Regions from separate parts of the Homo sapiens genome. Here region 1 is linked to region 2. Evidence: chromatin loops called from intact Hi-C (ENCODE). Cell type or tissue: heart right ventricle. All regions are shown on one strand. Each heading gives the region's core, and the rest is flanking DNA. Links, peaks and the distances in the headings are about the cores only.

Region 1 (16,371 bases), core at 5,612-10,611, 54 kb before region 2:
GACTCGAAAGACACTCAGTCTTCAAGATGAGAGGTGAGGAGAATCTGAACAGGGTTAATGACCATGGGGAGAAGAGGGGATACATGCGCATGCCATTGTGGAGATAATGGTACAGTGTTAGAAAATGTGCTGACACACTGGGCATGCAGGAGGTGTAAGAAAAGGCAAGGTGACTCTAAGTTGACATCCCATCTCATGTTAGTCAGACATCCCTGCTCATGTTAGTCAACCCTTACTTTAGTTTGTCTTTTACTTCTCATTGGTAAAGGAGATTTACCAATTGGATAAATTGGATTTTACTGTGTCAGCTTGGTTTAATCAGAAACTAGGTATGGTTTCCTTTATCGTCTCAAGCCAGAGTTGTACAAAGAGAGAGACTTGCATAAGATTTGGAAGGCAGAGGTGAAGCAGCAGCCGTTATCACTCTGAAGGTCATGTGATCAGATGGAGTGACAGGCATAGCAGTACCTGGTAGCTTCCAGCACTTCCAGTTCTTCCTCTTTACAAACAGCAGCTCCAGGCCCATCATCTCATCTGCAACACCCAGAGCAGTTGCCTCTGAGAGGCAATGATTTCCCACAGACATCTCCTGCACTTCCCCTTTATGAGCCCACTTGTGTTGCTGTATGTGCTTGACTTTTGACTTTTCAGATTTACTATGAATCCTTTCCTGATCCTTTAAATACCACTTTCAGAATTTCACTTTCCTAGTTTCTGCCATAATTGCATAGCGTTTAATTCATATTACAACTCTCTTATTTCATAACAATCATAACAAATCTACCCTGACTGAATCTGACCAATACAAGGTTCATAAACCTGGGTGTCGCTTATCCTTGAGTATTTCTGATGCGTCCAGGCAGCTGGTGAAGGGTTAATATTGGTGTTTCTTCCTCCTAAGAAGAGACATAGATCATTATCTCATTTAGTTCAAAACCAAATAAAAATATATTTTTAAGATTCTTACGACTCTCCTTCCCTTTAACCCAGTAAAACAAGAAATAGGGAATGATAAGCCAGATGCCAACCAATCACATAAGAAAAATGGAGAGGAGAAAGAATGTTTCAAAAAGAGAGGAGAAGGTGTGTAAAGATCCAGGGTTCACAGCTCCTCCCTAGGCTTGCCTCCCTTAGGCTTGTCATGAAGACAAAATGACTTAATGGTATATAGGCCCTCAACAAATGGTAGAAAGCTGTGCAGATATGGAATCAAGCTGGGATGACCATTTACAAGAAGGACTTTGTGCTTTCCACTCTTCAGTAGTCCTTTTAGGATATTCAGCTCACCTCTGTGCTCCAGCCTTCAGACAACTAGAATTTCAAAGAACATATTTAAGTGGTTGGTGCCAGCAAGGCCTAGAGCATTTGGCTCAGGAAATACCATTGTCTGCCCCAGACCCACTAGGGAAAAGTAGCTGAGAGTACCTACAGACCAGTTTGTTCTCCTTTCATGCCAGGACTTTTCTAGAATGGAAGTGTTCTGGCAACCTCAGAATTATTTCATCTTTTCTGCCCCGGACCCTTTCAATTTTTTTTCTCCCCTGTCCCTGGGATAAGTCAGGGAGAAGCACCCTTAAGGAATCCTGACTCCAATACTTGCTTGCCATGCGATTGTGATTGTGAACCAGTTACTTCAACTCTCTCTCAATTTCTGCATCTGTAAAATGGCGATAATGATTTATCTCATGGTGTTGTGAGGATCAAACTAGTTATATGCATAGCCTTTAGAACAGTTCATGGCATATAGTGAGTGATCCACAAATGTTAGCTGATGTTATTATAATCAAAATAATAATAAAATTTTATGATTACATAGAATCAAAGGGTTAATTGCAGCTTTCTTGAATCTAAATCAAATGTTGTGAGGTTGTACATGATCTTTATTTTTGGTATCTTCCTAGAGAAATCAGGTGATTTAGAAGCTCAGTGGTTCCTGATTGATAGTAATGCCACTTATCAATTTTAGTTCATGCAAAGAGAAATTGGTCTAGTTCATCTATCAAATCATGATAACTGTGAAGTGGGAAGGAACCAATATTTAGTCCAGTTTCGCCACCAGCTATTGCTCCCTCTTTCTCCTTGCCTTTCCAGCCATGCTTCCAGGTGCTTGCATGTGCTATCTCCACTTCTTCCCACCTACTTTCCTGCTGGACAGCTACCCTCCAGTCTGGCTTCTACCCTCACTTTGCAACTGAAGCTGGCTTCCCAAAGGTGACTGACAACTTCCTTGTTTCTAAATCCTTTTAACATTTCTTTGCTTGCTGACCACTTCTGCCTTCCAGAAAAATTTTCTTTGCAGCTTCCATGACACCACGCTTGTCCTCTGTAGGCATTTTTTTTTCTACCTTCCTGGCAGCTGCTCATTTCCTGTTTCTTTGTTGTTGTTGTTGTTTGTTTGTTTGTTTTGACTTATTTTTTCCCCCGACTTTACATGCTGGTGTTTTTCAGATTTGATCATAAGCCTTCTTTTCTTCTCATACACACCTTTCTCAAGGGAATTTCATCCATTTCCAAGGCTCAACCATTAGATAGATGGACTGCTAGCCCAGCTCCTTCTCCTGAGCTTCAGACTCTTATATCTGCCTTCTTACTGGGCATTGCCAACTAAATGTCACAATGGTGATTCAAATCCAGCTTGTCCTAAAGTGAACTGATTTTGCTCCACAGAATGGCAGCCTCCTCCCATGTCCCCTTTCTCAACGACTGGCACTTTGATTGGCACACTATTAGAGAAACATCTTGGCATCCTATTTCTGCCTTTGTCTCACCTCCTCTACATCTGCCAACTTTACTTCCAAAATACCTCTGGGACCAGACATCCTATCTCTCTCCTTGTTGCCTCTATCCTGCTTTGGGCCACCATCATCTTTCTACTGATTGATGACTATAGCCTCCTAATTGGCCTCTTGGCCTTCAGTCTTGATTCATCCAAATTATTCTCCAAGTTGCCAGAATTATATTTTGTAAGTGGAAAACTGACCCTGATGTTTTCCTGCTTAAAACACTTTAGTGATTCCCAACATTTTTGAGGATAAAGATGGAATGTCCTAACTGAGTTTTCAAGGACCTATATGATTTGTTCTTTGCTTATTCTGTGGCCTCATTTCTGCCTTCCCCCTAATCCCCTGCAGTATTCCACATGCTAGTCCTACTGAGCTTTCATTTTCCAGAATCAGTCCACAGGCCCTTGTCTGCAACCCTTGAGGTCTCAGGTACAGGTTGCTTCTTCCAGGAAGATTCCCCTCATACTTAGGTCTGGGCTAGGTCCTCTCCCTTGCGGGACCTTGAACAGCTTAACTCACAGCTCTGTCTTCTTCCTCATGATTTACTTAGGGCTTGGGCTTTGGAGTCAGGCCATGGGAATCTGAATTCCAGCTCTGCCACCTGCAAGGTATTATTTAACTTCAGTGAGCCTCAGTTTCCTCATCTGTAAAATGGGTCTAAACCCAGAATCTATTCTATAGTTTGCAGTGAAGAGTAAATGAGATGAGGCACATGGAGTGCTCAGCACAGTGCCCAGTAACAGTTGCACTGGTTACCCGTCTGTTCCTATCTTCACATTTTGAATTCCATAAGAAAAGGGGCAGTCTTTTGCCTTGTTGCATACCTGACACCTCAAACTCTGTTTGTCTAGCACTTTTTTCAAAAATAATGAAGGCCATTGCCTGTTTTGGTTTTCTAGGTAGGTCATAGAGGCAGAAGGTGTCATTGGTGTCTAATGATGTAAAGGAGAAAGGAAGGGAGGCTGAAGGTTAGAAATTAATTGCAAGAGTGTGTTCCTTAGATATTTTTTCTTAAGTATCATTGACATTTAAGATGATTTTAAAAGTAATATATTCTTATTCTAGGAAATTTGGAAAATATGTAACTTACAAGGAATATATCAAGCACCTACAGCTTTACCATCTAAAAATCCAGCATTAATATTTTATCATTCCTTATAGCTTTTTACAAATTCATGTCTATTTATTGAAACAGGGAGCAAAAGGCATGCAACTAATTATTTGTCTAATTAATTATTTAAAAACTATATTTTTTATTTGAATTTAAACTGTATAAAGGCAGGGATTATGCACAATACTAAATGTCCAATATCTGCTATAGTGCAAGTAGCAGCTCAATAAAAATATATTGACTAAATTACTACATATATTTAATTTGGTATCTTCATTATTTTTTAAATTTCAACATTATCTTGTATTTCCCCATGCCATTATTTATTTCTCTATTAATTATTTTTATTGATTGCTTAATAGTCTTAATTTATATTTGTATCTCAGAAATAATTTAATCATTTATTGTTGTACACTTAGGGTATGTCAGTTCTTCATTATTTTAATTAATACTGTGACAGCCATTCTTGTGCATAGTTTTATGCCTATATATTAGATTATTTCCTTAAGCTCCTTTCCTAGAAGAGGAATCTTGTTACAAGTCTTTTAAAAATATTTTAAAATTCTCTATTCTATTTGCCTCACATTGTCTGTAAAACATCCACACTCACTGTTTTGTGACTTTTTCTTTCTCTCTAATGAACCTGAGATAAATAACACCCAAAGCCCAAGGCTCAGCCTTACTCACCCTCCTGCTCTCCATGCTGGGAGGAAATGCTCTTGCTCCTGCCCTGGGAACCACCATCATTCACACTTTTGTCTTATTAAATACATCAGGTTACAGAGGGGGAACAAAAAAAGATCATTATTGTTTATTCTTCCTCTCCCTCCCCTTTATTCTCTTTTCCCCCATCTCCTCCCCCTGGGCCCTCCCCTCTTCCTCCCTCCTCTTCTTCCTCATTCTCCTCCTACTCACACCTTTTTAAGAAAAAAAAGAAACAAAACTTTTTGAAAAAAATGTATTTATTATATATTGTGGATAATTAAGGAAGAAATTTAATGAAAGGAAGGGAAGGAGAGAAAGGGGTCAGAGAGAGAAAAAGAAAGCAAGCTAGAAAAAGAAAGAGAAAAAGAGAAGGGAATGAGAAGAGACTAGAAACAACATTTTAGAGCGGGGAGAATCATTAGAGAATGACAGAGGTGAAAACAGAAGAAAAAATATTGGTGTACCAAAATATATATTTGAGGCCATTCTTATACAACCCTTTGGTCAACATTTTTCTGACAGCCTTTCAAAGATTTGAAGAAGCTCTTATAGTTCTATAAATTTTATTTTATTTTTAGTTTTGCCTTTTTGTTCCCAGAGTAAGTTTATTTATTTATTTATTTTTAAATTTTACCTTAATTTCTGGGATACATGTGCAGAACATACAGGTTTGTTACATAGGTATACATGTGCCATGGTGGTTTGCTGCACCTATAAACCCATCATCTAAGTTTTAAGCCCCAAATGCATTAGGTATTTGTCCTAATGCTCTCCTTCCCCTTTCCGCTCACTCCCCGACAGGCCCTGGTGTGTGATGTTCCTCTTCCTGTGTCCATGTGTTCTCACTGTTCAACTCCCACTTATGAGTGAGAGCATGCGGTGTTTGGTTTTCTGTTCCTCTGTTAGTTTGCTGAGAATGATGATTTCCGGCTTCATTCGTGTCCCTGCAAAGGACATCAACTTATTCTTTTTTTATGGCTACATAGTATTCCATGGTACATATGTGCCTATTTATTTATTTTCATTTATTTATTTATTTATTTGAGACAGAGTCTTGCTCTGTTGCCCAGCCTGGAGTGCAGTGGCGTGATCTCGGCTCACTGCAACCTCCACCTCCCATGTACAAGCGATTTTCCTGCTTCAGCCTCCCGAATAGCTGGGATTACAGGCACCCACCACCACACCCAGCTAACATTTTGTATTTTTAGTAGAGATGGGGTTTCACTGTGTTAGCCAGGATGGTCTCGATCTCCTGACCTCGTGCTCCGCCCACCTCAGCCTTCCAAAGTGCTGGGATTACAGGCATGAGCCACTGCGCCAGGCCTACTTATTTATTTTTTGAGACAGAGTCTCACTCTGTCACCCAGACTGGAGTGCAGTGGCATGATATTGGCTCACATCAACCTCCGCCTCCCAGGTTTAAGCGATTCTGCTGCCTCAGCCTCCCTAGTATCTGGGATTACAGGTGCATGCCATCACCCCTGGCTAATTTTTGTATTTTTTAGTAGAGATAGGGTTTCTCCATGTTGATCAGGCTGGTCTGGGACTCCTGACCCCAAGTGATCTGCCTGCCTTGGCCTCCCAAAGTGCTGGGATTACAGGCGTTAGCTACCGCGCCCGGCCTCAGGGTGTTTATCTACTTATTTCCATTGTTCCTCCGGGGACATAATTTTTATCCTCCAGTTACCCTTTTTGGAATAATGTTCAGTTTGTCAGTATCCCTGCTAAGATGTGGGGCTCTGTGTTGGACAGGGAACTCCAGAGTGTTCCTGGTGTGAGCTGAGGAACAGAGCACACAACAGGCCTGTCACTTCCTATGCTTAGCACGGGAACTTCTCTTTACCCTCTTTTGCTCTCCATCTCTCTCTCAAACATTTACAGCAGTGGTTCTAAAGCTTCTTGGTCTTAGACCTCTTTACCCTCTTAAAAAGATGATTGAGAACTACACATAGATTTCATTCATGTAGATTCCATCTAGTGATATTTACCAAATAAGAAGTTAAAACATAAAATTTAAAGTTATCGCTTTAATTCATATGAAAGTAACAAAAATACACCCATGACATGGGAACATAATTGACATTTCCTTATGAAAATGTTTCAAAATTAAAAAAATATATTCAGAAAATGGCATTATTTTATGTTTGCTTATCTCTTCAACATCTGGCTTAATAGAGGATAGCTTGATTCTCATCTGATTCTTCATTTAATCTATTACAATGTGATGTTTTGTTGAAGTATATAAATAAAATCTGACCTCACTCAGAGGCATAGTTGGAAAAAGGGGGAATATTTTAATGGCCATCTCAGGTAGTCATGGATATTCTTCTTTGATATTACACAAAAACTTGTGGCAGTTTCTGAAAGGTTAGTTTCAATGCAAAATCTGGAACCTTATCAATGAACTTTTCCTTAGTTGATTACATATAATCCATTGGTCCAACTTACACTTTCAAAGGATCTTTTACCCCTGCATGATTTTGTAACATCATACATTAATCATAGGGAAAATATTAGTTACGCAGGTCTTCCAAATGTTGACACATTTCATTCTATAATACAAAAAAATCACATTAATTAATATTACTATAAATCTTATATGCAAAATCTTCAAGTATTGGGAAACTGACAAGTTTGCGGTGGCAGACATAAGCTTTCTAAAATTTACTTGTAAGCTTGAATTTTATCATTAGCAACAAATATTGGTAGTGATTTTTCTTGAAGCGACAGGCTTACCTCATTCATTTCTGTGGAAATGTCTGCTACATGCCCACATCTGAATAATCATAGTTTGTCTGTTAGTCATTCTTTCAAGTAAAAATGGGGTCAAAATTTAATAAAAATAACAATATTTACTGCTTAATAAAAGACATTGTTAAGTGAAACTGGGTTTCCCCCCATCTCTGGGCATGCATAGTGGTAAAGAATACAATGACCACTTGCACAGTTGCACATCATTGCTTTTGCACCATCAGTGCAAATGTCAACACAGTGAAAAACGCCAAGTAGTATGACTCTGAAAATAATTTTGGCATTGTGGACCTCTTGAAAGGATCTGGAGGACTGCCAAAGTTCTGTGGACCACACCTCAAGAGAGCTGCCAGTGTTCAGGACGCCTACTAGTCACATTAGTTATATTCAGTCTCCCACTGATCCTATTAGTGATAACAGGCTGTGGATCTTCAAAGAAGTAACACTAATAGCAGCAGGAATGAATGTATTGTAGGTGCTGTGCCAGGTGCATTTCATACATTATCTCACAGCAACCCTTGAGGTAGGTTCTGTTTTATCCCCACTTTCAGATGAGACAACTGAAGATCAGAGAGGTGAGTTAACATGCCTAAGGTCACACAGCTGGTAAGATTAGAGCCAGTGGGAAACACCCAGCAGCCTGACTCCAGAGCCCATGCTGTGAGCTGCTCTGTTATTGCTGGAGAGGCTACCAGGGTGGGTGAAGTGAAGAGATAGCATGCCGGAGAGGTAGGAGGTCAAAGCAGTGGCTGAGAGTCTTGGACTCAAGGATCTAAATAGCAAATCGAAGTTTTCCCCAGAACCTCTTTTCTCATCTGATTCCCATAAAGTCCTCTGAGATGGACAGGATTCTTCTTATTTCCATTTTCTAAGCAAGGAAACTGACAGTGCTCAGCAGGCAAGCATCCCCTTGTAGCCTGAGTCATATGCTAGGAGAGCGCCACCTTCTAGCCCAATGCCAAAGACTCAGGGCCCTTCTTGACAGCTTTTCTCCCTTGGGGCATCATGCTGTCATATGCCATGGGGGGAACTTGGTGAAACAGGCAGTGGTGTCAAAAGAGAGAGGAATGGCGACCCAAAGTCCAGGCACTTGTCTGACCAGCAGTGAGAGTCCTCCTGGGTGTCTATGACTGAGACTCAGAGCTGTTCTGCATTCTGGGGTTCAATTCCACATTAAGCCAGGAACAGTTTCTCTGCAAACAGAAAAGCAAGTGTAGAGGATGAAAAGGACAGGTCAGGAAAATACACTGAAGCCTTGGAGGCTGTGGACAATAAGGTTTGAAGGAATAGAGAAAAAGGAGCTCAAATGCTGCCTGGATTTCTTTCTCAATGGAGGGAGAAATTGAGGCCTGCAGAGGGGAAGGAATGTGCCAAACGTCATGCAGCCCATAAAGTAAAAATGCCAAACACCATGCTGGCCCCAGGACCCCTTGCTTGATTCACTGTACTCTCAGAAAAGAGACTATATTTAGACAAATCAAAGCCAGCTTGCCTGGAGTCTCCCTTCTGATATCTCAAAGCAAACAGAGGCAACTGGCAGCGGGGTTGCTATGCCAGAAGCTCAAGCTCTGGAGACTTGTCCCCCTTCTGTGAAATTTTTATGAACAGGGACTGAGAACCAGGATGGAATTGCTTTGGTTTATCAGGACCTCTCCCCAGAGTTTGTAACCTTGTTCCTCCCACATACCACTCTGGTGTTTAAATTCCAAGTGGGTTTTATATTCAGTTCAATCTGAGATTGCTTCTCTTCTAATGAGCCAACTTTGCCTTTGTTCTTTTGTTTATATTCCCTAGACAATTGACAGTTCCTGAAAGTTGCAGTCCTGCTGGATGCGGAAGAGGGGAAATTTCAGGACAGTTCCTGAATATTCAGGCCTTCAAAGCCCCATTCAAGGCCAGCACAGTGCCTCCAGAATAAAGGGGGAGATAATTCACAGGTTACAATCTGCTGCAGATGAGAACACCTGTTCTCAGCTCAGATCCTCACATGGTCTCCCCTGCCCAGGGCAGTTCCCCTGCTGGTCTTCCACATGGGGAAGTGTAGAGGGGAAATTTTTCCGTAATAAGGGGACGATTGTCTGCTCCTCCATTTTCTTTCCTCATCAACAGGTTGGGTTCTGAATTTTTACAATTAGAAATGAAGTGTTTAATTTCAGGTTCTATTCACCAGGACAGAGGAGAATATTATACTGACTGTAGGACTTCTTTTTTTTTTTTTTTTTTTTTTTTTTTTGCGGGGAGAGGTCCACAAATATTTATGGAGAATCTGCTATGTTCAAAGCCCTTTTTAAGAACTGAAGATTCAGCAGTTGAAGCAAACAAGTGCTCTGCTCTGGTGGAGCTGACATTCCCTGGAGCGAGTCAGATATCATATGATGGTCTGTAGGGCAGTGTGAAAGGCAAACGCAGGTAAGGGCCTAGAGAGTGACAGAGGTGGCATTTTCGACTGGCATTAGAGACAGGCACTGAGTTAGGGCGAGGGTTAGGAGTAGATACCTGAGGAGCTGATATTTGAATAGAAACCTGAATGAAGCTAGAGAATGTATTCTGAAGCATGGGGGGAAGACTCCTTTACTTGTCAGATTGGTCATCTCTGAAATGGGATGGGGTCTGCCTTCCAACCTCAGATCACACAGAACCAGCTTAACCCTGCTTCCAGATGCACATCCCCTCCATGTTCTTGAAGACCATCCTTGGGTCCCACCTGAACCTTCTTATCCCAGCAAATCTGACTGATTTTCCAGCCCAAAGTTACCTTTCAGAGTGCATTTACCCCAAACAAGACAAAGCAAAAAAACCCAGCCCTTCTAGAATCTGGAGTCAGTTACTAGATCTTTGATTCTTCTTCTTCTGCCATTCTTGATCCTTATGAGATTCTGGAGCTTCAGAGATAGATGGGCCCTCTGAGGTCAGATGGCCCAACCCCCTCATTTTATAAATGGGGAAAGTGAAGCCCAGGCATACGAAGGGCCCTGTTTTTGGCTGCTTACGGAGTTAGTTACAAAAGTGACAGAGTGGGGACACGTGTCCAGGTTTCCTACCGATCTCATGCTCTTTCTCCTTCCAGCCTCCAACACCCCAAATGCCACCTTTAATCCACATCTACTTTACGTACTTGGAGAATAACAACAATAGCTCATGTTTCCGCAGAATTTGGGTTTCCTCTTGCAATGTTGTTCTGTTCTTCTCCAAGGTTGTATTCTGAGAAAAGAAACTCACTGTAAGTTTCTTTTTTTCTCTTTTAAACTAAATATTGTCTTTTATTTTACTCCAGGCTTTGTGCTAAAGACTTTATCCTCAGTATTTCATTTAACTCTCAAAACCCCTTTGTGAGACATTATAATCATTTTTGTTGAAAGACTGGGAAGCTCAAGTTCAGAGAGGCCGAGTAATTTACCCAAGATCACACAGCCAGAGAATGGTGGAGCTGGGATAAGAACTCAGGACCTGCAGACTCACCCACTAGGCTGGTCTGTTCTCCATGTCTAGCATCTGTCACCAGCCAAAGTATCATGCTCCTATTGGGACATTTGTCTCTTCATATTCATGGGGCTTCTTTCTCTTTGGCTATTTTGGTTACCTTTCTTCACCCCGATATCGTAGCAGTTGGCCATGCCAGGAGCCTACCATCCTCTAGCCTTACTCTGCGAGGTTCCTGACCCACGGCTTGGGATGTTTCGCATCACCTGACCTTGGAATCCTGGCCACAGCTGATGCAATACAGAATAACTTAACCCAAAGCCTACTAGCTATGGGCTGGTCAGCAGCCTCTGAGGTGTTGATGCTCTGTCCATAGGAACACTGTGCTCTGGCAGGTGATTGGCTGAACCAATCAGACCTTTTCTCTTGGAGAGCAGTAAGATAGGGTAAGGCATAAGAATAGTGTTCATAATCAGAAGAGGCAGAAACACAGAAGTCCAAGGCTTATGGACAGATTAGACAAGAGTGAAAAACGTTCCAGTGGTGGAACAATATCGTGTACTCCATGGGGCTTGACTCTGCAGCTCAGATGGTTTCTGCAGCTCAGATGGTTTCCTTACTTCTCTGTGAATTTTTAAAATAAACTTCTAGTAAGTGAGTAACATGAGTGTGTCTCTGTCCATGCTCCCCAGAAGAGGCAAATCAGCACTCTTCAGTCTGTTCCCCTTCAGTGCAGCAATTGGTTCAGCTGATCACCCTCCAGCACTGAGTCTCCACGTAGGGCAGAACTTCTACAGTCATTGGCCCCTGGTTAGACCTGAGATAAGTTTCCCCAAGGGAGGCTGAGAAACCATCTGGGCAGATTCCTGAGGCGCCCTTCAGACTTGATGGAGCAGAATTCCCGTGGGTGGCTCCTGAGACATCTTACCCAAACTCCCCAGATGATTTTATTCCCAAGTGATTTCTATGGATCTTAAAGTTTGAAAACAGTGGCCATGGAGAGCTGTTTGTGGGTCAGATACTCACTCTGGTCCTACCAATTGTGGTGAGCATGCATGATCTGGAGTGAAGATCCTGCATTCTCTTTGGTCTAAGGACTTGCCTGTGGATCCTCCTTTTTGGGAGGTGGAGGTAGGGGACATTGGACCCCATCATGCAACCCTGCTGATATGTTTTAGGAACTGGTCATACCTGAAATGGCAAAATGCTACCCATCAACTGGTCATACCTGAATGGCAAAATGCTACCCATGAACTTTAAAATATTTTGAATTACGTGCTGTCTCTTAATGACCCCAAGATTTCATACACCCAGAAATCTGATTTCCATCTTTTCTTGAAAATCTGTGATATTTAGTAGCACTGGGCCTTCATTCTGTTTTGGCAACAATAAACTATTGCTGAATACAGATGCCATCTTCAGATGGGGCTTAAGTGCTCCATTTACTTCAGGGTCCCCCCTCTTCTGATAGTGTCTCCAAATTTGAGGCTGTCAGTGGTTCAAGAAAAATGGGAGTGATCACATTTTTTTTGTGGATATGAAGAATATTCTCTTATATTTACTAGGTCAATTTTGTAACTGTCTTGAGAAAAATACAACTCAAAATGGTCATATTACTCTGATGATGCTGGATGTCTGATCCTAAAGACATTTGGGTTGTGGTGCTTGACACTGATTCCCACATCCCTCCATGTGCTGTAACTGGAAGGTGAGAGTCCACCATAAAACCAGAGAATATCAGAATCTGATTGTGGAGTGCACCATCTTTCTTGTACAGATGGAGAGACTTTGGCTCAGAAAGACAAGAGCACTCCTGGTTGTCACCCAGGATTTGGGGCATAGCCAGAGTGAAAGCTGAGTCCTCATTCTCAAGCTGGGCTCTTCTTCTTCTATAACTGGCACTATTTCCTTCAAAGTTTCTTTACACTTGGCCACATCCTTTTTTTTGTTTTTTTTGGCACGGGGCAGGGGTGTTCACTATATCACAAGTACAGTTCTAACTCAAGTGTCTTACAAATATTAACTGATTTAATAATTATCCTTATTGACAAATGAGAAAATTGACGTTTACAAAGTACTTTGCTTATTTGTGAAAGAAAAGGAATTTGAATCCAGGTCTGGGCACCATCAAAGCCTGAGGGCTTCCCCGTGTTGCTGTGTAAATCAGCTAACTTACCAACCTGGGAGGTTGGTGCCATGCTGTTTCCATTTTATTATGGAGAAGGCAAGAAGGTAAGTGGCTTGCCTGGGATCGCATAGCCAGTAGTTGATACAGTCAGGACTAAAATCTAGGGCTGGCTCCAGGCTGGCACTTGTAACTGTGGCCACATTTGCTACTCTTCTGTACCTCATGTAACCACTAGAAACCTTCCAATGGTTCATTTCCATTGTTTTGTATGGAATCACTCTGTACAACTTAGTATCAATACATACATTTGGGTGTGTAGAGAGGATCGGTCTATTTTGTGGCACACTGAATGTAACTGGAGAGTTTTGTGATAGTGCAGCATTTTGGGCCAACACATTGAGCAGCAGCCTAGACATTCAGGTGAGATGATGCCTACAAATGGAGAATCTGCATCCACAGACAAGAAGGGCCTTCTCCAGTGGCACATGGTGAGTGCCAATTCTCAAATGATTAGAGCCAACACTCTCTAGAGCCAGAACTAGAACACAGGGCCCTGACTTTTTTTCTGTATGATTCTTTCTCTTTCCAACATACAAAGTTACTTACCTCCTATTCGAATGTTATCAGTCAAATGCCATGAAATGCTGTGATTCCCTTCTGTCATCTTCATTTCACATTGTTAAAGATGAGAGGTATGCCTTCTCCTCACTTAGAACCCCAATACCTCAGAAAGTGAGGACTATATCAGTGGTTTTTACAACATACTCCAAAGAATCCTAAAGTTTCCTGTTAGGTCCTTGTAAGATTTTGAAAATAACAAAGTCTTTACCACCAAGAATAAAGATTCAAATTGACTTGACCACCAAGAATAAAGATTCAAATGTCTTTAGGATCAGACATCCGGCATCATCTGAGTAATATGACCATTTTGAGTTGTATTTTTCTCAAGACAGTCAGGACTAATAAAGATTCAAATGTGTTAATCACTCAATTACAAAACATATTTTATATGTTGAGTTTAGTGTAATATATCATTTTAAAGAAAGAGTTCCATTGCTAAAAATATCTTGAAAACCTCTTTTTGTAAATATCATTTGTCACAGAGTCACAGGATACATCTACCCAGAGGTAGAAAGTAAACGTGGATTCAAAGTCAAATATTCCAGTAAGGTAGAGGAAACCAAACTTTCACTTTGGGTTAACCAGGCACTTTGATGAAAAATGATCTTGCCTTCTCAGCATCAGTCGGCTGGGACAATGGCAGTGTTTCTTCTGTCCCTGCTGGGCATGCATTGACCTGTCCATCTTTGCAATGCAGGCACTGGAATAGCAGCCATCCTTTGGCAGGAGAGTCTGAGCCTGCTGGAGGCTCTAACACTCAGGCTTGCTTATAGGATTCTCTATATCTCCACTCTGGGTTCTAGAACCCAGAAGCCTGGCTGCAGATTCAGACCCTGAAAACCTGGGGGTAAGGGTTCAGGTGGTGAGGAGGGGTGTGGTGGAAATGGTGCTATGAAGGTTTCTGGAAATATCAGCTGTAGCTTTGTGAGTACAAGAGATTAGAAAGTTCTGTCACACAGGAATGAACTTGAGAAAAAGCAAGCAGATGAAGCAGATACACACTCAGGCCCGTTCTCCTCTATCGCCCCAGCTCAGGTGGGTGGTACACACACACACACACACACACACACACACACACACACATACACACACACACACACAGGCTCATATTCAGATTTGGTTTGATTCAGCTGTAGTTCTTAGTAAAGTGTTTAACTAGTCAGGTCAGATACCCTGCTTCTCATCTCTAGCTAGCCTCAACACTTCTCCTGTGTTTATCCACAGCAGGTAAACACCTACAGGCTTCTCCCTGCTGCAGCATATGAGGCTACCACCAGGCCTGGCCTCCCTGGCCATCTCACTCAACCCTCAAGCCTTCCCCATCTGATCTCTTCATGCCATCAAGGCCAGACTGGACATCCTCGGACACTAGCGATCTCAGAATCTCAGGCCTAGAGGGCATCGGGTCATCCACCGCATGCCTGTTGTTTGACATGTAGAGATGTTGGAGCCTAATATCTCAGGAGAATGAAGGGGAAGCTTTATCTTCCAAAAGGTCTCCCAGGATCTCTGCCTCAAGCCGGAAGCCTGTCTTAAATCAGATTTCACAGATGGCAGCCCATGGGCTATACCAGCCCCACACACATTTTGTTCAGTTCATACACTGTTGGATGCCACAATATTATCTTGTAATTTAAATTTAGAGTAAACATTTTAAAATGGAAAATTTTATCCCTCCAAAGTCCAGATTTCTAACTTCTCTTAAAAATATCGTACAGTGTGACAACCTCATCAAAACTCCCAGGTGGAGTAATTTGCTGAAGGTGAATAGCCACGTTCCTTTTAGGTGGAGAATTAGCTTAATTCATTTCTCTCCAGTTGGCCTATAAAGGCATTTGTATTTGCAGCCTCTGCCTCAAATAAAAATAAGATAATATTAATAATTGTTGATGCATATTGAGTATTTTACCAGTACTAAATACCATGCATATGTTAATTCTCAGTAAAACTCTATAAGGTAGATTTATTATCATTCTCATTTTACAGATGAGAAAGCAGGGTCTTGGATGAGTTAAGAGAGTTGCCCAAGGTCATACACGTAAGAAGAGGAAGAGCTTGGATTAGATTTACCCAATTCTAGAAACTATGCTGACCCTAAGGCCTAGGTAGTCTGCTTCCATGGAGGTGACTCTTGAAATTTGTCCATTCCTTATCTACATTTGGAGTTTTGGTCTTTGTTTCCAACAGTCAGTGAGACTTTGGTGCTTTTATGCCTACAAGCATTCACCAAATGGGGAATCTGGGTCATGACAAGATGAGACTGCACTCTTCTCCTTTCCATACCCCCAAGCCCCTCTGCTCCTCCTTCCGACTTCTTTCCTCAGACTGCAGCAGCACCATCCTTCTTTCAGTCAGCCATGCAGTCACTTCAACTTCATTTCTGACCCTCCTCTTCCCTGCTTATGTGTTAAATCAACATCTGGTGTTACACTGAGTCTTGTTTATACTTTATCCATGTTTTTGGCTTCAGATCTTTGTTTTCTGTCTCCCTTCCACCTCAAAACCACTCTTCAAGACATTGCTGTATTAATCTTCTTAAAGCATCGGTCAGCCCACATTATTCACCTCCTTAAAAACCACCATTGACTTTCCACTGCTTGAGGGAGCCAGGCCCCTGCTCTTTGGCATGGCCTTTGAGAACCTTTATAATACTGGGGAAGCTTCTCTAGGCATAGGTTCTTGGAATTCCTCTTTGTATTTCCAGTCTGCCAGCTAAACTGAGCTATTCCCAATTTCTCAAATGTCCCTAATGCTTTCCATGTCTAAACACCTGTCCTTTTTGTTTGGAATGCCCAACTACTAAGCCTTCCTTGTGGAATTGTACTCCATCTTTTAAGGTCTAGCTCAAATGC
Region 2 (16,371 bases), core at 5,543-10,542:
GTGACTCTCAACCAGGGGCTAATTCGCACCTCAGGGGCTCTTTTGCAATGTCTGGAAACATTTTTGCTTGTTATAAGCAGGGGGTGCTATTGGCATCTAATGAACAGAGGCCAGAGGTGCTACACATACAATGATGCAGCCCCCATAACAAAGAGTTATCTGGTCCAAAATGCTAACAGTGCTAAGACTCAGAACCTTGGTTTACACTGAATCGAGGAGAGTCAGTGGGAGAAGAAAACAGGGACCAAAGGAAAGAAGGAAAAGGGGTTAAAATTCTGTTTCTAGTTCATGAGGTATCCATCAGTTATGTGTTCTCCAGCTTTTCTCCCCATGACCAATGCCTTTTGAATTTTCCCTCAGAATTACGGGGCCATGTCTGAGTAGCTTCCTCATAAGAACATCTTCCTTATCCCTAAAATGCCAAGCCCTGATGCAGTACAAAGAGCTCCACTGTAACACATGGCCAAGACAGAAATATAAACAGTTTTGAAACAAGTAGAACTGGAAGGTGGGTGGTGGGTGCACGTGGAGAGAAAAAAACATATCCCCTTAACTCCGCTTCTGTGAGTCAGTGTTTCTGAGGTAACAACACAGAACAATAACCATAGGGAGAGTTGAGCTATACTAAGAGCAGGCAGAACTGATTTGGGGCACAAGTGTCAGGAGAGATGCAGCTTTGCAGCAGCAGACTCAAAGGCAAATGAAAGGGTTAAGCAATCTGTGCATGTCATTCTTGTATCATTCTACATTAAGTCATGGGCAGTAATTACAAGTAGTTACCTGCGGTTTCCAGTGGGGGAGGCAACAGCACTCCAGTCAAGGGGTTTTGGAGAAACAGGTGCAATGAAGGCATGGTCAAACAATTTATTTACTGTAAACTTTAGACTTTGCTCGGGAAAACAACTGAAGCTGCTCCTCAAATCCCTGCCTAAAATACCCCGTGTGAGCAAATAAGAGGAGTGGGGGAAGAGTCCATGTTCACAGCTGAAAGGTCCGAGATACTCAAAATCCTCAAGTCCAAGGGTGTAGGAAGGAAAATCTCCTTCAGATACAAATTACCAGCAGCAATATATTACCCCTAATACTTGAATAGTGAGGTAGATACATGGAAAAGTCATGAAAATATAGCAGACTCAGGTCCTCTAGGACTAAAGCTCTTTAGACATAAACTTACAAATTCCATGCAAAGAGGAACTGAACTGTACAAATAACAAATAATCACTCAAATAAGTTTTCTCTCTTTTTACAGCTTAAAAAAATAAAAAAGGCAGAAGGATGCCCTTCCTTCTGCATATCTCTATACAATTTTACAATTTTATTCTAAGTTTATTACCCTCAAGTTAAATAGTCTGTTTAGTGTTCTGTTGGGGGGGGGGGTCTTTAAAAGTAGAAAAACTGCTTTACAGCAGTGAGTCATTTGTACTACAATTCCTCCCTTGTGAATCAATGTTATCGCTAGGCACAGTACCTTGATGGCCCACAAAGTCTTCCGTGCCTGGGAGGTCTTCACACAGCAGTTTATTTTCTTTCTCCTGTTCCACGTGATATCCACTCTGCTCCCCTGTGTTGCCGTTGCTGGAGTAGCCATTCCCATAGGCCTTCAAAGAAGACCTGCGCAGGCACAGAAGCTCCTGGAAGGCAATCCTGAAATCTGGGCTCCGGCAGTAGATAAGGGGATTGAAACCAGAATTGACATAGCCTATCCAATTTAGGAGGATGTAAACTTCCTTACGGATGAGGTTATCCTGGATCACATGCACAATGTTAACGATGAAGAAGGGCAGCCAGCAGAGGGTGAAAGTGCCCATGATGATGCCTAACGTCTTGAGGGCTTTGTGCTCCTTCAAGCAGAACTTGGAAGATCTGCGGAGTCCATGCCCCGTCCGCCCATCCTGCTCCACCTGGCTAAGGTTCTGGACATGGAAGCGGCCCTCAGATTTGTCAATCTTCTGGAGCTGCCTTTTGGCCTCCTGAAAGACCCTGGAGTAGACGAAGACCATGATCACCAGGGGAACGTAGAAGGACACGATGGAAGAGGCAATGGCATAGGCTTGGTTCGTGAAGAAGTCACAGCAGGTCTCATTGGCATAGCAGTTGATGGCTTCCTGGTGGGTGGCCCGGTACCAGTGCATCTGAATGGGCAAGAAGGAGGTAAGGCCTGACACAATCCACACCATCAGAATGATCACCCGGGCCTTATTCTTGGTCAGCAGGCTCTGGTACTTGAAAGGTGAAGTAATGGCAAAGTAGCGATCCACTGCGATCACGCACAGGGTCTCAATGCTGGCCGTGACGCACAGCACATCAATGGAAGTCCAAAACTCGCACCAGAAGTTGCCAAAAGTCCACATTTTCATAAGAATATGGGCGGCCCCAAAGGGCACCACTGCCAGGCCCATGACCAGATCAGCACAGGCCAGTGAAGTGATGAAGTAGTTGGTGACCGTCTGCAGACGCTCGAACTTGGCAATGGCTGTGATGACCAGCACATTGCCAAACACGATGGCCAGGACGATGAGAGACATGACGATGCCCATGCCCACCACCCACACCTCGTCCCTTTCCTGCGTGACGTCGTGGTCCGGCGCATGGCTTCCATTGGGTGCCAGCAAGAAGGCGCTGCCGTTCCCGGGTTGCCCCATGGCGCGCAGTCTGGCAGGTGAGCGCACTGGCTGGGGGCGCCTCAGCGGGCGGACCCACGGCGGGGCTCTGCGGGCCGCGAGCGGACGCCTGGAAGCCTCATTCAGCGGCTGTGGTGTGGGTGTGGTGGGGACTCGTCCTGCACACTCAGCTTGTCGGGTGCTAGGGGCTCGCGGTGCCTGCCAGTTCCAGCCCGTGCTCTGAAGAAGCCGCTTCGCAGTGCGTTCTGCCCGTTATGTGCACAGGACTTTAGGGGAACTGCCCTCGCCGTGACGTACGGGAACTTTCGGCCAATGGCACGCCGGCAGCCGCGAAGGGGCGAGGCACTCCTCCCCTTTCCCTCCCCTCCCCTCGCCCTCCTTCTCCTGGGGCTGGCCCGGGCGGGGCCCAACTGCTCCCTGGAGGGCGGGCCACCACTGCTTCCCGGCTACCCTGGCTGGCCCCAGAGGGCTAAAGCTGGAGGTGGTGTCCTTACCAGCCAACCCGGGAGCTTTTGGCTCTTCTGTGGCCGCTACCTGCCTGCCCTGGGCGCCTGCGCGGCTTGAGGTCTCAAGGCAGAGGGCAGCACACCGGCACTGCCCCACATTCGGAAGGAAACGAGAGTGCCCACCGAGGCACGCACATACAGGCACAAATACACCCTGGCAGACATGCTCAGACTTATACCGAACCACAGCCATAGACACTGAGACACACCCTCCCAGCTCACCGACATGCACACTCGCGCGCGCTCTCACACAGAAGCCATCCGGCACAAAGTCACCCCTGTCCAACACAGAAACGCGGCCAGAAACAAACACAGAAGCACCCAGAAGCACAAAGACATGGTGACACACACAGAAAGTAAACACACGCTGGCTTGGAGGCATCCAGAGCGACACAGACACGGATGTCTCCATCTGGGTACTCCGAACTTGCCTCACCCGAGCACTGATAATGCTCCCCTCCCAACATACACCCGGTAACCCAGTGTATTCCCTTTCAAACATTTGGCAAGAGCACAGGAGGTGACTTCAACAGCTGCTGATTTCCTCAGCACACTCGCTGTCAAGTACTTTAGGTGCCCTCCTTAGGAATTTGCAGGCATGAAGACAGTTTTACCCTTTGGATTTTATCTGGAGCGGGGGTATGCAAGTATGTATTTTGGGACAGAGAGAGAAAGTTGTGTGCTTTTGTTTTAATTTTTTTGTTGTTTTGTTTTTAACTCTTGAGAGTGTGGCATCACTCACTCATTATCTGTTGAACTGGAGATGCAATGAGAATTCAAACAATTTCTTCAGTAAACCCAATGAAACTAAAAAAAATCCTTTCATCTGCTGGATAGTTTGTTAATCTTTCGGGTTGTGCCATGTGAAATTGCCACCATCTGGCGTCTGTGACTTACCAAAATGGCAAATTCATATGGTTCAGAGTATTAAGAATGTCTTAACATTAAGAACATTTTGAAGCTATAGAAAGCAAAAGATCCTGGCCAATATGGTGTAACTCTTGTCTCTACTAAAAATACAAAAATTAGCCAGGTGTGGTGGCACGTACCTGTAGTCCCAGCTACTCGGGAGGCTGAGACAGGAGAATCTCTTGAACCCGGGAGGTGAAGGTTGCAGTGAGCCGAGATCACGTCACTGCGCTCCAGCCTGGGTGACAGAACAAGACTCCATCTCAAAACAAAACAAAACAAAAAACACAAGATAATTCTCCCTTAAGAAAAAGAAAAAAGTAAGACCAAATCTCAAAAGTAAGATCTTTGTTCATGAAATACTATCCTTTCCATCTGGCATGTGACTTTACTGCTAAAGTGAAATTAATTTTCAGGGTTTGATTTCCCATGTATTAGTGGTGTCTTTGAAAAACTGAAAGTATTTCATGAAGTGTAACTAAACGTACTTTGTAGATTACATAATAACATAACAATGGTTAACATTTATGGACCATTCTGCTATTTGCTTTTCATGCATTATTCTATTTAATCCTTCCCACAGTCCCATGGGGGTGGGGACTATTTTTAGCTTAATTCACAAATGAGGTTCAAAGAGGAAAATGGCTTGCCCAGGGGCAATGGCTGGGCAGTGCCAGAATCTGGATTTGACCCAGGTCTGCCTGAGTCCAAGACCCATCTTTTAATCTTTTCAATGTATTGCATAATTACATGCAGACAGGAGTGATGGATAGGGAGGAAGGGCTACAACTGGAACTGGAATACCCAGGTTCCAGATTCACCAAACTTGGAGCTTTCTAGTTCATTTTTTTTTTTTTTAAGAGAAATCACGAAGTACCTGATTTCCATTGTCTCTAAAGGGGCATAAAGTCACTTCCATTGGGGTAAGCAAGAATTGAATGATATAGTAAGAAATATGAAAATGCTTTTGCTCATATAAGTGTCACACAAGTGTAGTTTGTAAGCGAAGTTTACATAAATTACTTAGTGGTTTAGAATATGTTGTTAGTCTTCTCTACTAGAACAATAAAATACTTTAGGGCAAAAGTAAGTTGGGTGTTTACTCTGGAAGCAAAGCTCAGAAACAGAATTTAACCTACATATCCCCTTTAACATCCTTCATAGCAGAAACTGACTTTTTGCAAGACAGATGCCTTAGAAAACAAGTATTTCCCATAAAATCCACAAATATGAATTAAAGATCTATTATATTCACATAGTTTTCAAAATACACTCACCTCATATTTGTGTTTTCCAAAATTGGCTGTGGCATGATGCATTTTAGGAAGAGGCAGTATTTATTATGCAACAACGTTTCTTTAAATATGCATCTACTCAAATTGTGGAACTAAACCATTTAAAACCTCCTTCCTGTTTGTGAAGCTATGGCATAAATAAGCATATTGTTTAACCTTCCTATAATAAGAAAAGAACAAAGAAAACCCCTTTAAGACAAATATTAACTGATCATGTATTTAGATATACACGTAAGTCACTTAAAAGTTTAACTGAATATTTTGGGAAACTCCTTTTTTAAAACCCACAAATACTAAATCAAGAAGGACTGGCTAGCCATATGCAGAAAACTGAAACTGGACCCCTTCCTTACACCTTATACAAGAATTAACTCAAGATGAATTAAAGACTTAAACGTAAGACCTAAAACCATAAAAACCCTAGAAGAAAATCTAGGCAATAACATCCAGGACATAGGCATGGGCAAAGACTTCATGACTAAAACATCAAAAGCAATGGCAACAAAAGCCAAAATTGACAAATGGGATCTAATTAAACTAAAGAGTTTCTGCACAGCAAAATAAACTATCATCAGGGTGAACAGGCAACCTACAGAAAGGGGGAAAAATTTTGCAATCTATCCATCTGACAAAGGGCTAATATCCAGAATCTACAAAGAACTTAAACAAATTTACAAGAAAAAACAAACAGCCCCATGAAAAAGTGGGCAAAGGATATGAACAGACACTTCTCAAAAGAAGACATTAATGCAGCCAACAAACATATGAAGAAAAGATCATCAGCACTGGTTATTAGTGAAATGCAAATCAAAACCACAATGAAATACCATCTCACACCAGATACAATGGCGATCATTAACACATCAGGAAACAGACCGGGCGCAGTGGCTCATGCCTGTAATCCTAGCACTTTGGGAGGCTGAGGTGGGTGGATCACCTGAGGTCAGGACTTCGAGAGCAGCCTGACCAACATGGTGAAACTTCGTCTCTAATAAAAATACAAAAATTAGCCAGAAGTTGTGGCATGCCTGTAGTCTGACCTACTCTGGGGGCTGAAACAGGAGAATCGCTTGAACCTGGGAGGTGGAGGTTGCAGTGAGCCGAGATTGTGCCACTGCACTCCATCCGGGGTGACACAGTGAGACTCCGTCTCAAAAAAAAAACAGGAAGTCAGGAAACAACAGATGCTGGAAAGGATGTGGAGAAATAGGAACACTTTTACACTGTTGGTAGGAATGTAAATTAGTTCAAACATTGTGGAAGACAGTGTGGCAATCCCTCAAGGATCTAGAACAAGAAATACCATTTGACCCAGCAATCCCATTACCTGGTATATACCCTAAGGATTATAAATCATTCTACTATAAAGACACATGGACATGTATGTTTATTGCAGCACTGTTCACAATAGCAAAGACTTGGAACCAACCCAAATGCCCATCAAGAATAGACTTGATAAAGAAAATGTGGCACATATACACCATGGAATACTGTGCAGCCATAAAAAAGGATGACTTCATGTCTTTTGCAGGGGCATGGATGAAGCTGGAAACCATCATTCTCAGCAAACTAACACAGGAACAGAAAACCAAACACCTCATGTTCTCACTCATAAGTGGGAGTTGAACAATGAGAACACATGGACACAGGGAGAGGAACATCATACACCAGGGCCTGTTTGGGGGTGGGGGCCTAGGGGAGGGATAGCATTAGGAGAAATACTTAAAGTAGATGACAGGTTGATGGGTGCAGCAAACCACCATGGCACATGTATACCTATGTAACAGACCTGCACGTTCTGCACATGTATCCTAGAACTTAAAGCATAATAATAATAAAAAAAGGAGAATCTGCTTATATCAATTAGGAAGTTCTGGGCCTTTGCCCTCCAGCCTTGACGAATGGATGCACGCTCTTTCCCTGCTGCTTCACCAAGCTGGTAGAAATGTCAAGATGTAGTCAGCTAACTAAGAGTCTTTTCTCCTGACCTCCTTTTGTGATTTTAGGTTTAGAGAAAGTTAGACTGGGAAAGAGCTTAATATATCAGTTAATTTATTTCCCCCAAGTTTGCAAATGAGGTTACTGAAGTGAAAAAACAAGAAGTGTCCAGGCCAAAGTGTTAAGGAAAATTAGGAGTCCAGGTCTGCTCATGGCCTCACAAGTTTTCCCTGCCTAATGCTGTTATTTTATTTCCCAGCAGAGGAGTTCGAGTAGCACTGCTTACTGTTCACATGACCTTAGAGAGTTAATGCTTCATTTGAACTGGAAAGTTCTTAGTAGACTAAACGCACCTTTATCTGATGTAAGAAAAAGCAGGCTCTTTTATGGTGATTGATAGCATCTAATTACATATTTTGTCAATCCCTTAAGACACTGATTTGTCGTTCCCAGCCTGTCAAACAGGAATAAAACCTCATATCTGGATTTACCTAATGAATGTCTGAATAGGAGTAAGCTTCCATGGTGCCAGAGCATGCCCTCACACCAATAGCTGGATGCTTAGGAAAATCTTATACTGGGTCTTGGCTTAGACAAGAGTCCTTTCTTGTGTATGATCCTGGAGCACAGAAACATCTGTAGATTTCTTTTCAAACAATAGTTTAAAATGCTTGTCTTTAAAAATGTCTCTGTACAGCATTATCCCATTAAATTTACATTAAATGAGATTAAATGCATGTCAAGTGCTTAGCATACTGCCGTAGAAGAAAAACCTTACTGTTAGTATCTTATTTTTGAATCAAAAAATAGATATAGAATGCATATTGGTCCTATCTAATCGCATGTATGAAATGTATGATAGGATCCTTTGAACATGGATAATTGCTAATTTACCTTTAATTTGGATTGCTGTGAAAAAATAATTGAAAAAACAGACAAAACTTGGTTCTTTAGAAAGAAGAATGATTCTGTAAGTTACTATTATCATTGAGTAATATAGCTAGATGGGATGTCAGCGTTTTTTGAATGAAGCATCTCACAATCTAGTCAGCTTCTTACACAATGCACCCACCAAAACTCAGAGGTATTTTTAGAGAGAGCAAGCTTACCAGCCCCTTTTGCAGGTGCATATTTCTCTAGCTATCCCAGTATTGAACTGAAATCCATTTTCTCACTTCTACCCATGGATCTTAAGTCTGCCCCCTTGAGGCCACCGAAAACAAGTCTCTTCTCTGTCCTAGCTTTTGGGAGAATCCCTTAAAGTTCTCCTTAGCAAACAAAACCTCTTCAGGTTAAACATTCCTTGTTCCCTTGGTTCTAGAGTCCCTTTTACCATCATGGTAGGCCTCTTTTATTCCTGCTTAGGTTTGTCTATGTCTAAACTTAACATCAGTACCTGGAAAGATGCTAGAACAAGTCATCAAACAATCAATTTGCAATCACCTTGGCAACCATAACTTAGAGCAGAGCAACCAGCAAATCTTTCCAAACAGCTGATTATACCAGATGAATTTAATTTCCTGCTACACTAGAGTTTTATGAGACATACTAATAAATTCTCCACATCTTAGAAGCACTGAACAAAAGGAGACGGCATTAAATTAAAGCAGAGGAGACTTCAGTTGGCCGTTCAAAAGACTCCTTCGTCTGAAAAGAATCAGTATTCAAAGAGGTTACACTCTAGCAGCTTTTCTCAAATTGGGATTTTGCAAGAGAATTAAGCCCTACAGAAAATTATTTTTCCCAAAGCTGGGACATATCTCTTACCCTCCTAGGGACATAAGAGAGAAATTAAGTCACTACATACAATGCAATGGATGCCTTAGGGTATAGTGCTTAACTGAATCTTCTTTTGCTGAATCTGAGAGGAATTGCTTGAGTCTCCTTCAGGTATGGGAATGAACACTGTGTGATGGTGAATGTATATATATATATATATATATACACACACACACACACATTCAGATATACATGTATGTACATACACACACACATATATATAATATATATATCTTATATATATATTATATATACTATATATTTTTATATATATATTATATATAATATATATATTATATATGTATGTATATATAATATATATGTGTATATATAATATATGTATGTATATATAATATATATGTATATATATAATATATGTATGTATATATAATATATATGTGTATATATAATATATATGTATATATGTATATATATAATATATATATGTGTGTGTGTGTATATATATATATATATATATATATATGATGGAAGCGGTTTGGTTCAGTGGAGAGGGCATGGATGGGGGATTAGGAGACCTAGGTGTTAGTCCCAAAACAGCTCTCATATTCTATTGTAACCTTAAGCAAGTTGCCTTGTTTCTCAATCTTCATTTATGAAATAGGAAGTTGGGCTTGGTAACATCCAAGGGCCTGTCTACTCTAAACTGAACAAGCCTATAGTGGGAAGAAAGTGCTTTGAGGGCCACTGAGGAGATAAATTTTTGATTCGGAAGAAGTACCATGGAGCTGACAAGCAAAAATTGCCAATATCCTACACAACAACTTGATTATGTTTTTTTATCCTCCATATTTCAGCTATTCACATTTCATCTTTGTGATTTATGCTATTCTGAACAGCAGGTGTTCTACAGTTTTCTAAATTATTGACTCACTTTTAAAACTTTTATGATTTTTAAAATTATTGACTCATTTTTAAAACTCAATGCATTTATTTTTAAAGAAAATTTTATATGACTGCCATTACCACACGTGGAAAACTCGTGTCATTTGCCATAAATAGAAAGTAACCATGAAGACAAAACAATGTTAGTAAATGCTAGCTAGATTTTGTTGCTTGCCAAAGTTCTGAGCCTTAGGCCTGCTCTCTTTTTATTGAAAAGGAAGATTTGCAATACCGTTAGTATTCTAGCATCAGATGGGACTTTCTCCATTTATTTTAAAAGGTTGAAAGAAAATTGAAAAGGGAATAACTCCTAAGTAGTACACTGTTATTTAAAGTACTGTTACTAAATTATTTAAAATAATTTCTGATTACACCTGCAGGTATCTCAGTCCTGGACTTGTGCTAATGGGATACACTTCAGTGATAGAAAGAGCATGGGCTTTGGAGCCAGAGGAAGGAATGTGGGTTCCAATGATGACACTGTCCTTGATCAGCTGTGTGCTTCAGGCAATATGCTTTAGGCTTCTGGGCCTCAGAGGGCTCGAGGGTAAAATGCCTTGGATAGTTGGAAGAAATAGACGGAATATATAAAACACTAGATTTGAAAAGGAAGGGAGAGAACCAAAAGTCATGACAAAAAACGAATCAGCATAACTGGGATTGGCTGGGGGGTAAGGGGGAATGAGTCAAGAGAGTGGAGGAGGCCATTACCAAGCAGGGTGCAAGGAGAGCAGTGGACTGAGTGTGGCTGTAGGACAGGAAGGGGCAATGAATTCAGATATTACCATACTGAATTTGAGGTTTTGGTTGGACATCAAAATGGAAGTTAAAAATATCATAATGATTAGGAGATGAGAAACTGAAGTGATGTGTCTGTGGGTGGTCACGATTATGGTGGAAGCACTGCCTGAATAGCAGCACTCTCAGAGGATGTTTTGGAACGTTAAATGAAATAATGCATTTAAGGAACTTAGCATGCTGTTTCAAAAAAAATTATTTATCATTATTACCATCATCATCATTATCATCATCTTGGATTTCCTGGGACAACCCCAATTTCTGGAAATTACACTAGTTTCTCTAAGGGCAGTTCTTCGAATGAATAAATAAATTGATCTAAGAGGAAAAAAATCCTTTTATATATTAACCTATGAACAGTGGTAACATTTGGGGTGGATTTGGAGGGATGTCCAAATGTTTGATTCTCTAGCAGCTGCCTTGAGATGATTTGTATGCAAGTGATTGAGGAAGGAAAGCTCCCAAAAGAAAACAGTCAGGGAGTGGGAGAAACAGCTCAGAGAAGGGAAGAAGCAAAGGCAAAGACCCAGTGTTGCCTGATCCTAGGAGCAGCTCTGGAGCCTACTGCTTGGTTTCCTCCTTTCTCCAAGTCTTAGTTATAAAATCCTAAACAAGTCACTTAACCTTTCTGTGTCTCACTTTCCTTATCTGTAAATTGGGGCTGTTGATATTATCTCACAACCTCATGAAGTTGTTATGAAGATCAAATGAGTTAAGGTCTGTAAAGTAGTTAGGACTGATGTGGCCCATACTCAGTGCTCAATTAATTATTGATATGAAACCTAGGGGAGCTCTGTTGGCTGTGGCACTCAGGAAACCTTCCACGGGGAAGAGATAGTACCTACAACTTCTTGCATCTAAGTGCAAACTGCCCAGTGCTAGAGCTTAAGAAAGGGAATTGCACAGTATTTTTTAGGCCCTGGAGGAAAGAAGAAGTGAAATGGTTGTGGAGATCAAGCAGCACCTGCCACAGAAGAGGAGGTCAAGGAGCAGGGCTGAAGGGGAAACAATGGGAAGAGATAAAACAGATGATGGCTGAAGGACAGAGGAAGGAAAGGAAACAGGGCAGCCTCTCTCCAAAGCAGTGCCTTCTCTTGAGAGGCACAGAGGGAGAAATCTCACTGGGTCAAGGAGAGAAGGTCAAGGTACCCCGGCTAAGTCTAATCGCTATGAGGTGGTGGAACATGCCCTGGGCCTGGAGAAAGGAGAGTCTTGTCCTGGCCTTCTCACCTGCTGTGTGACTGCCTCTCTCTGGGACTCAATTTCCTCATCTGTAAAGTGATAAAGTCAAATCGAGTGATCTTTAAGATCAGTGCCTGGCACATCATAGTTAATTGGTGGTGGTTAAGGGTTCTGAAAAACAATAAGCCTGTTTTTTGTTTATCATGCGTTATTATATACCAGGAGCTGGGCTTGGCCCCTTACGTACATATTCCCTGCTTTTATTCTTATTTCTGTACAGTTTTCAAAATAGACAGTTATTCCTATTTTACAGATGACAAAACTGAAGTTTAAAGAAATTAAGCAGCCTGCCTCAGGTTACATAGTAGATAATAGGAAGAGAAGGAACCCAGCTCTGTCTAAACAAAAGTCTCACTCTGCACCACTAACACAAGATTCAGATGCAATAGTCCAAGCTCAATCAAGCCTGCATGCTCAGGCTGCTGAAAAGGAAGTTCCCTGGTTGTCAGGGTCTCACAGCTGAGTTTTACCAGACTGCTGGAGCAAAGAGGCAGCAGTTTCCTATCACTTATGGGAAAAATGCCAAATGATCAAGATTTAGGGCCAACTACCCTGGTCACAATTTCTAAAAAGAGAGGGAGGATGTTAGGGCTTAGATATCATTGGCCGTGAGTCTCTGGGCTTTGCTTGTGCCCCTTCCTCCATTCACAGCACTTTCCTTCTTTCCTCATTTCCTGCACAAATCCCCACTCCCAATACACACACACTCACACACACACACACTCACACACACACAATAACCTAAACTTCCTAAAGTACTGTGTAAAGGGCTACAACATATAAAAAAATGAACAAAGAGGCAGGGTCCTTGCCTGTAAGAAACTCACAGGCTAGTAGTGGAGATTAGCACATAAACTTGACTTCCACGTAACATAGTAAATTCTATGATTGAGGTAGGAACTTGAGTTTCTTAGTTCCTTAAATGTCAGGTGTGTATGTAAAGATATTGTTTCAATTTTAGTTGCAATAAAGATTAAGGAAAATTAATTGTTCAGAAAGAGGAAATGGCTAGGAACTTGAATTTATGGGCAACAGAGGATTAATTTAGTACCCTATCTCCCCATGTAAACACTGGGGAGGAGGCATGGAGAAGCCTTCCAAGAAGAGCAGGTGAACATTGGATAACAAAGAATCTTCAGCCAAGAGATGAATGGGGTTGCAAAAAAATAAAATAAAATAAATTGGCACTGTTGTTTGGACACCGATTTGGCAAAACTTATTAAAGTGTAAAATGTATGTATCTTTTCACCTAAAACTTTCATTGCTGGAAATTAGTTCCGTAAATGTCAGGTGTGTATGTGAAGATATTGTTTCAGTTTTGATTGTAATAAAGAAAGATTAAGGAAAATTAATTGTTCAGGAAGAGGAAATGGCTAATAAATTAGTAGAAACTCAGATATTGTGATGTGCAGTTATTAAAAAGAATTAAATAGATCTAAATGCACTGACTCAGGAAGTTGTCCTTGCTTTATAATTAAAATTAAAAAGTAAATTGCATATAAGCTTATAGAAAATGATTCAATTTTTGCTATGTTGGAAAAATATATGTATGAGAGTTTTGAAACACTGCTAAGCCCCTATTTCTAGGTCCTCTTGTAAGCTCATGGGGGCATGGTTAGCAGTTCCATGTGGTACTACTTTTCAAAGATTTACAGTAAGATGGCAAAGATAAAAAGGGTAATGATGGACAGGATGTGTGATAAAGGCTACAAAAGAGGTATAAAAAGGGGATCTTCACTCAATAGACAGCTAGTCTTGTTAGTGCTGTCAGGGAAGATGAAGAGACATCATAAAAAGTTTCATTCTGCTGGTGGCTGTTGAGCAGAGCTTGAAGGATGCCTGTGATTTTGGTAGTAGGGCATGGAAGGAGGGAATGCCAGGGAGAAGGAGCAGCATGAACTGAGGCACAGAAGTGGAAACCTTTGAACTATGCTTGAGAAACAGCAAGTGTTCCAGGAGACCTAGGGCACCAGGTATGTGAGGAGGAGAACAGTAAAATAACAGTAATAGTGAGTTGGGCCAGATATTTTTAAAGCCCCTGAATACTGAGGGGAGGAGTTGAGGCTCAAGACAAATCATGAAGGGGGGTGGAAAGGCCTTGGAAAGCTTTAATCTGGGAAACAGCCAACAATTAGATAAATGAGGCTATTTCACAGAGATGTTCTCAGCAGCCCTGTGCCAAGCAAGTGGATGAGAAGAAGCAAATTTGGTGAGGGGAGGGACATGATGCTGCACCCATGGGTCTGTGCTGTGTGTCAGGGCTTTGTTTCCTCATTTGTAAAGCAAATTTATACTCCTCTCCTGCCAGCTCCCAGACTGGTGGTGAGAATCAAATGGACAAATGTGTGTAAGACTTCGGGACTGACTGCAGGAGAAAAGCTGCGTTCCTATAGGGATTTGTGATTGTTATTACTAGAAAATATAGGACAGACCTCAGACAAGTGGAGCATCCAGGAGACACAGGGAAGGGTGTGTGACAAGCTGTGTGAGCTCATGGAGTGGTTGTCTGGGCAGTGAAGGATGAAAAGGAATGAATGGATCAACATGCAAAATCCACAAACAACAAGAAAATTTTCTGTTTTTAAATATAGAATACCGGCAAATTTAATATCTTATAAAAACTTAAAGTTGGAAACAGACACTGGTAGACCTTATTAGTGTTCCATCAAAATTTGTAGTGCACATACCCTTTGACTCAACAATTCCAATGCTAGGAATTTCTCTTTCAGGTGCATGCACACAAATACATAAAGAATATACATAAAGGATGTTCATTGCAATATTGTTTGACATAACAACAAGAAAAACCAAAAACTGGAACTAACCTAAATGTATGTCAAAGGAGCATGCCTAAATAAATTAATGTATTGACATACTATAGATTATTATGCAAAAATGGATGTTTATAGCAGTATGAATGTTTATAGCAGCAGAATGGTTTATTCATACTTGCCAAAACTTGGAAGCAAGCAAGATGCCCTTCAGTAGGTGAATGGATTAATAAACTGTGGTACAGCCAGACAATGGAATCCCACTCAGCACTAAAAAGAAATGTGCTATCAAGACATGAAAAGACATGGAGGAACCTTAATGTATATCACAAACTGAATGAAACCAATCTGAAAAGGTGACAAACTGTACGATTTCAGCTACTGTCATGCCCTACATAATGATGTTTCAGTCAACTGGACCTCATATACTATGGTGTTCCCATAAGATTATAATGGAGCTAAAAAATCCCTATCACTGGCCAGGCGCGGTGGCTCACGCCTGTAATCCCAGCACTTTGGGAGGCCAAGGTGGGTGGATCACGAGGTCAGGAGATCGAGACCATCCTGGCTAACACAGTGAAACCCCGTCTCTACTAAAAAAAAATACAAAAAATTAGCCAGGTGTGGTGGCGGGCACCTGCAGTCCCAGCTACTTGGGAGGCTGAGGCAGGAGAATGGTGTGAACCTGGGAGGCAGAGCTTGCAGTAAGCAGAGATCGTGCCACTGGACTCCAGCCTGGGTGACAGAGCGAGACTCCTTCTCAAAAAAAAAAAAAAAAAAAATTCCCTATCACCTAGTGACATCATAGACATCATACTGTTATAGCACAATGCATTATTCACCCATTTGTGGTGATGCTGGTGTAAACAAACCAACTGCACTACCAGTCTATAAAAGTATAGCACATAAAATTATGTACCATGCATAATACTTGATAGTGATAATAAAAACTCATGTTTACCACACTGTATTTTAATCATTATTTTAGAGTGTACTCCCTATGAAGAAAAAGTTTATTGCAGAACAATATGTCTTGTTATATTGGCAGCAGCCTCACACGTCTTATTTTACATGTCTCTTAATTGCTTAATTTTCTCTTGATCTTGATTTAATCTCATGTTGTTTTGTTCATCATGGCCCCTAAGTGTACAAAACCCACTGTTAGTATTGTCAGTAAGAGGCCATGTTGAAGGATTGACCTGGAAACAAAATTAAAAGCGACTAGGGGCCACAGAGGTGGAAAATCAGTCTTGGTTTTCACTTGCCAGTCAGGCGTGTCCCATTCCACCAATGCTGCAATCTTATTTGAGATATGGAAATAAAAGGCTCACTCCAACCATGGTGTTCAACTTACTGCTAGTTATGGATGGCTTAAATGAGGGGTGTCCAATCTTTTGGCTTCCCATATTGGAAGAAGAATTGTCTTGGGCCACACTGGAAGGAGGATTGTCTTGGGCCACACATACAATACACTAACACTAACGGTAGCTGATGAGCTAAAAAAAAAATCGCAAAAAATCTCATAATGTTTTAAGAAAGTTTACAAGTTTGTATTGGGCCACATTCAAGCCCTTCCTGGGTTGCAGGTGGCCCACGGGCAGCAGGTTGG

What was found. Hi-C counts contacts between places; a loop is a spot of excess contacts. Peaks named below come from ENCODE experiments on the same cell type or tissue, not always from the same donor. Only the 100,000 strongest peaks of a DNase experiment are listed, where the experiment ranks them.
Region 1: it touches region 2 in a loop (2.0-fold over the local background); 12 of 110 quality-filtered maps call a loop at or near these places.

Annotation. Positions count from the first base shown.
Region 1 is chr5:148,866,684-148,883,054 of GRCh38, reverse strand. No RefSeq gene overlaps it. Among named protein-coding and RNA genes, the nearest start is that of ADRB2, 48 kb to the right of the region's middle. In heart right ventricle, for the core only: no CTCF peak of the experiment used is centred there; no DNase peak of the experiment used is centred there; H3K27ac peaks cover 2,226 bases.
Region 2 is chr5:148,813,103-148,829,473 of GRCh38, reverse strand. It overlaps ADRB2 (adrenoceptor beta 2), which reads right to left and starts at 2,863. Exons shown (of 1, transcript NM_000024.6): 1 at 851-2,863. The coding sequence starts at 2,642. The coding sequence ends at 1,401. RefSeq lists enhancers at 1,963-2,548, 3,405-3,564 and silencers at 2,595-2,734, 2,825-3,134. In heart right ventricle, for the core only: CTCF peaks have their summits at 8,284 and 8,488 (motif pointing left); no DNase peak of the experiment used is centred there.